Regions from separate parts of the Mus musculus genome. Here region 2 is linked to region 1. Evidence: chromatin loops called from intact Hi-C (ENCODE). Cell type or tissue: heart. All regions are shown on one strand. Links, peaks and the distances in the headings refer to the core of each region. The heading gives the core; the rest is flanking DNA.

Evidence for each region. Peaks named below come from ENCODE experiments on the same cell type or tissue, not always from the same donor. Only the 100,000 strongest peaks of a DNase experiment are listed, where the experiment ranks them.
Region 2: a loop joins it to region 1, with 9 times the contacts of the local background. A loop is called at or near these places in 7 of 42 quality-filtered maps.

Annotation. Positions count from the first base shown.
Region 1 is chr7:103,941,429-103,944,357 of GRCm38, forward strand. No RefSeq gene overlaps it. Among named protein-coding and RNA genes, the nearest start is that of Olfr633, 3.7 kb to the right of the region's middle. In heart, for the core only: a CTCF peak has its summit at 1,511 (motif pointing left); no DNase peak of the experiment used is centred there.
Region 2 is chr7:103,791,788-103,794,716 of GRCm38, forward strand. It overlaps Olfr67 (olfactory receptor 67), which reads right to left and starts at 43. Exons shown (of 2, transcript NM_013619.3): 1 at 1-43. RefSeq lists a silencer at 1,190-2,116. In heart, for the core only: a CTCF peak has its summit at 1,288 (motif pointing right); no DNase peak of the experiment used is centred there.

The sequences.
Region 1 (2,929 bases), core at 322-2,821:
TGTGCAGGAAAGGGGGATACGGGGGGGGGGGTCTCCACCTCCTTAGAGAAGAAGGGGAGAGGGATGGAAGGAAGAATTGAGGGAGGAGTGAGTGGGAGGGGAACAGTAAGTGGAATGTAAAGTGAGTGAGTAAAACAATAAAAAAAATCCATTACAATTAAATAAGGTAATGTAGCAGATATGAAAGCAGGTGTCTGGATTTTGCATTTGAAAGAGTTAAATGTCACAGTGAGGTAAAAGCTGACTTTACTTGCTAACTTTATATTTATTAAAATCATAATAAATGATTTTGGCCCAACTTTTTCTTGGTAGACTTTATTTATAGCATCTCAGTTTCCTGTATTTTGGCAAATGAGACAGTCTGCACTTTTTTCATTCAAGGTTCAGGTAGTGGGGAAAGCACAAAGAGGAACAGACAAAAGACAAACAATGTCAGACAAAGGCTCAATATAGATTACCTGTATGAAATATTGTTTTAAACCAGTCGTCATGTTAGACATTCTGGGTCAAGCTTTTTGTTTTAAGTAAAGATCTGATACTCATGTCATCTGTGTCCCATGACATATATATATATATATATATATATATATATATATATATATATATATATATATATATATATATATAAAGTAAATGTAGAACACACTGTTCCCTCACCTCAGAAGCTAACACCATAACTCAGAGGACCAGCAAACAAGCCAGCCACTAGTCTCCAACTTTTTTTATATTCAGTTATTACATTAGAATTTTTCTCAGATTTTTTAATCCTTTTTTTACAGTCCAGACTTCATCCTCCTCCCTGTGCACCCTGTGACTGTTCCCATACCTCTTCTGCCCACCCCTGTCTTCATGAGGACATCCCCAACACCTACCCCACCAAACCTCCCCAAACCTGGGACCTCCAGTCTCTTGAGGGTTAGATGCATCTTCTCTGACTGAGTCCAGACCCTGTAGTCCTCTGCTGTATATGTGTTAGGGGCCTCATATCAGCTGGTGTCTGTTGCCTGGTTGGTAGCTCAGTGTCTGAGAGGTCTCTGAGGTCCAGGTTATTTGAGACTGCTAGTCCTCCTACAGGGTCACCCTCCTCCAGTTTCTTCCAGCTTTTCCTTAATTCAACCACAGGGGTCAGCAGCTTCTGTCCATTGGTTGGGTGTGAATATCTGCATCTGACTCTTTAAGCTGCTTGTTGGGTCTTTTGGAGGATAGTCAAGATAGAGCAGCAGAAAGACAGGGCATCAAGTGGAGGGATGGGGTTGCCATACCACAGTCAAAAACTTTGACCCAGATATGTTCCTGTCTGAAAGAACTACAGGGACAAAATGGAGAAGAGCCTGAGGAAAAGGAGGTCCAGCAACAGGCCCAAATTGAGATCCAGCTCAAGGGGAAGCCCCAAGGCCTGACACTATTACTGATGCTATGATGTGCTCACAAAAAGGATCTATCTTGATTGTCCTCCAACTTTTACTGTAGCTGTAAACATCTGGCAAGTCAGCTCCAACAGGCAACCCTCTGCTGCCCTCTCCTGGTCACATCTGTGACAACAGTCTTCAAAGAATAAATCTTGGCCCTTCCCTGTCCACCCATGGTGAATTACTTAGTCTCCTCTCATCGCATTTGTCTTTCTATTGTGGGAGAAATGACAGCTGAGTCTGGGTGGTTTCAGCATTCAGTCAACCTTCAAATATTATAGTTTACGAATGAGTCCCTTTTCCTACTTCTTCCTGCTTCAGATTTTGCTCACCGGTGTCTCTCATTTGTTTTGTTGGTTTTTTTTTTTTCTGCCCATTCTGTACATTTGCCTATTACCTAAATTAGACCTAAACTCTTGGGTTCGTCTTATCTCTTTAATTTATAATCCAGATGTGAATCAAAAAGAGCAGCTGTTTATTTATCTAGTCAATTATCTGTTCTCCTGATGTGTTCATATTTTTTTAATCTACTACCTACTTGTTAATGGCCCAGAACTGCCTGTTATTTGAGAGATTATGCAATTGAGTGTCTAAGACTCCACAGTAATTCTGTCCTTCAAAACTATAAGTACTGTGTTATCTCAATTTTATGGAGTCATTAACCTCTCAGAGATTTTTAAAACCATTTTAATATTTATCAGTGTTTTGAGTAGGTTGCAGTTGGTGTGACCAACCCAGAAGAAAGCTTGATGATATAGTTCCTAACAAGGATTCCATACCCTTGGAAGTGTGGACAACAAGAGGAATAGCAAAGAAAAATTTGAAACCAAGAGTAAAGCAATGGAGAGCATGAATCATTAAATATGTCAAGCCTGTAGGTTCTTGTGTGCCCTTGGCATGTCCTTAAGTTCTTTTACCTAGGCCCTAGGTAAAAGAGCTTAGGTCTGCATGTAAGCTACAAGTCCAAATAGCTTTATAAATCATACTTAGCTGGTTTGGCAAAAGGTAACATGTTTGTGCCCACAGGTACTCTGTCTAGTGAATTTAAGATTTTTATTAAAAAAAATTAAAACAGGGATAAACATTAGAATATTTAGCAAAATCTATAAATGTTAACATTTAAATATTATTATTCATACTATGTGTTCTTAAATATTTTGAATTATATAGATATATGCACATGTAAAGAAATATAGTGCACGCATGCATATATAAAATCATGAACATATTCAATTGATACATTTAAATATGTGATAAAATGTGGTGTACATGATCATAAATTTATGTAAACTTCCAACTAAAATTTTACATAAATATTACTGTTATGTATACAGAGCATTTGTGCTCATGAATACACATTTTAACTTATGTTTACATAAACTTACACACTTGCATGTGCTTGTAAAAGCACACACACACACACACACATCTTGTTCTTGTTTTCTCATACTTTGAACCCTACACAATACCCCTGAGACCCTCTCCTCTTGGCCTAATTATTCCTGTAGGCATAGAGGTAG
Region 2 (2,929 bases), core at 137-2,636, 150 kb before region 1:
TTAACAGGAGAAAGAGTAAAAGCAAGGAGATTCTATGAGCCTAAACAACAAATCTGGATCATTTATTTATACCTCGTTTTAGACATCTCTTGGGCCCTAGACGTTTAGCCCAAGAGCATTGAGTTGTATCATAGAAGAAATGTCCAGTACTGGCTCCTCTCTTGAGAACTTTCCTCCTCCTCCTCCACAGTCTGAGAAACATTTCTTCTGGTTAGCATTTCCAGACAGTAAAATTGATACATATTCCAGTTTTTTTTTTTTTTTTTTTTTTTTTGCATGTCAGAGATTTGTACTAGCACAATCGTATCCTGTTCCCTGGAGGGATCTACTGTAACAGGTTCTAAATACCATTTAGGGAGGAAGTGCTGAATGAGTTTTTGAAGCCACTATAATGAGTTCCTTTTTTTAAAATCACATGTTCCTTCAAATCTTAAGTCTCTTTGTCTTTCCTTCTGTTCCCTAGGTTACATGACAGAATTATTCAGGATTAGAAGGGTCCAAAGATGCAAAAAGATGACATAGAAATCTCTTTTGACTTTTGAGTAACATTTTTTTATTATTTTAGCTTCTTATTATTTAGTTAATTAACAATTAATTAAGATATTAATTTTTGTTTTTGTAAAGTGTGTCTGTATGTGACTATATGTTGCATGGAGGTAAGAGGCATCAGGTTCCCCTGAACCAGGAGTTAAAGGTTATTATGAGCTTCTATTTTGTTTTGTTTTTCAATTTTTTATTAGATATTTTCTTCATTTACATTTCAAGTGCTATCCTGAAAGTTCCCTATACCCTCCCCCGACCCTGCTCCCCTACCCACCCACTCTCACTTCTTGGCCCTGGCTTTCCCCTGTACTGGGGCATATAAAGTTTTCAAGACCGAGGGGACTCTCTTTCCAATGATGGCCAAATAGGCCATCTTCTGCTACATATGCAGCTAGAGACAGGAGCTCTGGGGTACTGGTTAGTTCATATTGTTGTTCGACCTATAGGGTTATTATAAGGCTAATGTGGATGTTGGGAACTAAACCCCAGGCATCTCTTTAGCCCAATTACCTAGCTTTCTTATAAAGCCCAGGATTACCTGCTTAAAGATGGGTCCTCAGTGTGCAGGGCTCTCCTTCATCAGTTAACCATCAAGGCAATCTTCCAGAGCAATGCACACAGGCCAATCTCATCTAGTCCATTTCTCAATTGAGATTATCTTCTAGGATTACTCTAGGCAGCCTCAGGTTGTCAACTAAAGCTAACTGGGATAAACTGTATCACCACCTTTTTAAGGTCATTTCTCTAATGATCCTGTTGCATACCAGTAGGGGGCAGAAGTGTTCCGCTGATTTCCGCCCTCCTCCCCACCCCCCCACCCCCCTTATTCAAAGATGCATGAAACAAGCCTACTTCTAAAAGTGATCAGGTCAACTAGGGTTTTGGCAGCGCTGAAAATATAGATAAGAACCTCCTACAAACTATGTGGTAATACCAGACAGCACAGTTAACCACAAACTTAGGAACCTTGCTATCAATGCACATGAATAGTATGCCTACTCATTTTTTAATGCTCTCTTTTTTACTCATAGTTTCTCCATTAATTTATTCACTGCATATTTCATAACATATGCATAAAGAATATCCTAACCTTAACTTTTCTTAAATTCTAAATCTAAATCTAATTTTAAATTCTAAATCTTAAATTTTCTATTTAATATTATTTTCTAGTTTAATATTTTAATTATTATTTAATACTATATTTAAATTATTTCATATTTTATAATACATAGCAACATAATAAAGTATACATGAATAGTTCACCTATTTAATTGTGGCCTTCTAAGGTTTCTGAGTAGCTGCCACCAAAATTTCAACTATTTAATTGATATAAGACAAAAATAGTCACTTTCAAGTGAGTTTTGTTTTGTTGTTTAAAAAATCTCCCATTATTTATGGGACCACAAAAAAATAAAATCAATCATAAAGATGACTGTAAATCAATAAAGCAGAAAATAAAATGACAAAAACTCATCTTTTAAATGTATTTCTTATAATTTCTGGCAAATAATAATTGTGTGTTTTATGTAATACACTGTATCCATAAACTATAGAAAGAGATAATCCAGCCAATTAATTACCTACCATCTCACCAAGTTAACTTTCTTTCTTTCTTTCTTTCTTATTTATTTATTTATTTTGGTTTTTTTTTTAGAGATAGGATTTCTCTGTGTACTCCTGGCTGTCCTGGAACTTACTCTGTAGACCAGGCTGGCCTGGAACTCAGAAATATGCCTGCCTCTGCCTCCCAAGTACTGGGATTACAAGTTAACTTTCAAGTGATGATAAAGTCCTTTTTTTTTTTTTTTAAGAAAATAGATGGAAATAGAGCTCATCATGCTAAAAGATAAGTCATATTGGAAGACAAGTGTGATATGTTTTCTCTTATATGTGGAAAAAGGAAGAACATCAAAATGGAATATTACAGAATGGGGGGGGAGGGGCTATATGCCACCATCAAGCATAATGAAGCTCCCAGGCAAGCTCCAGCTCCATTTCTCTGTGGCCTACAACTAGAGTGTGAGGCATCTTCATCAAGAGACGTCAACATCTCGGAAATAGCCTGTACTGGTTGGGGACACTATTGCCTGTGCTCCACGTCTCCCTGACCAGTAACTGACAGGGAAGCAGCCCACACCAGCACTGGAATGAATAATCTACCTAATTTCATACCACAGATGATCTTTAATCCCACACATACTGTTAGATCCCTTCAATCACAAAAATTCACTCCAACTTAAAACATACAGATGGAACGATTCATAGCCAAAGAAAGAATGCAGCCTTTGTCTTCCTGGGCATGAGGTACCTTACGTAGTAAAAACAGTTTCTAGTACAATCCATTTTGCTGAGATTTTCAAAAATTCATTTTTCTTTTTAGGTTATT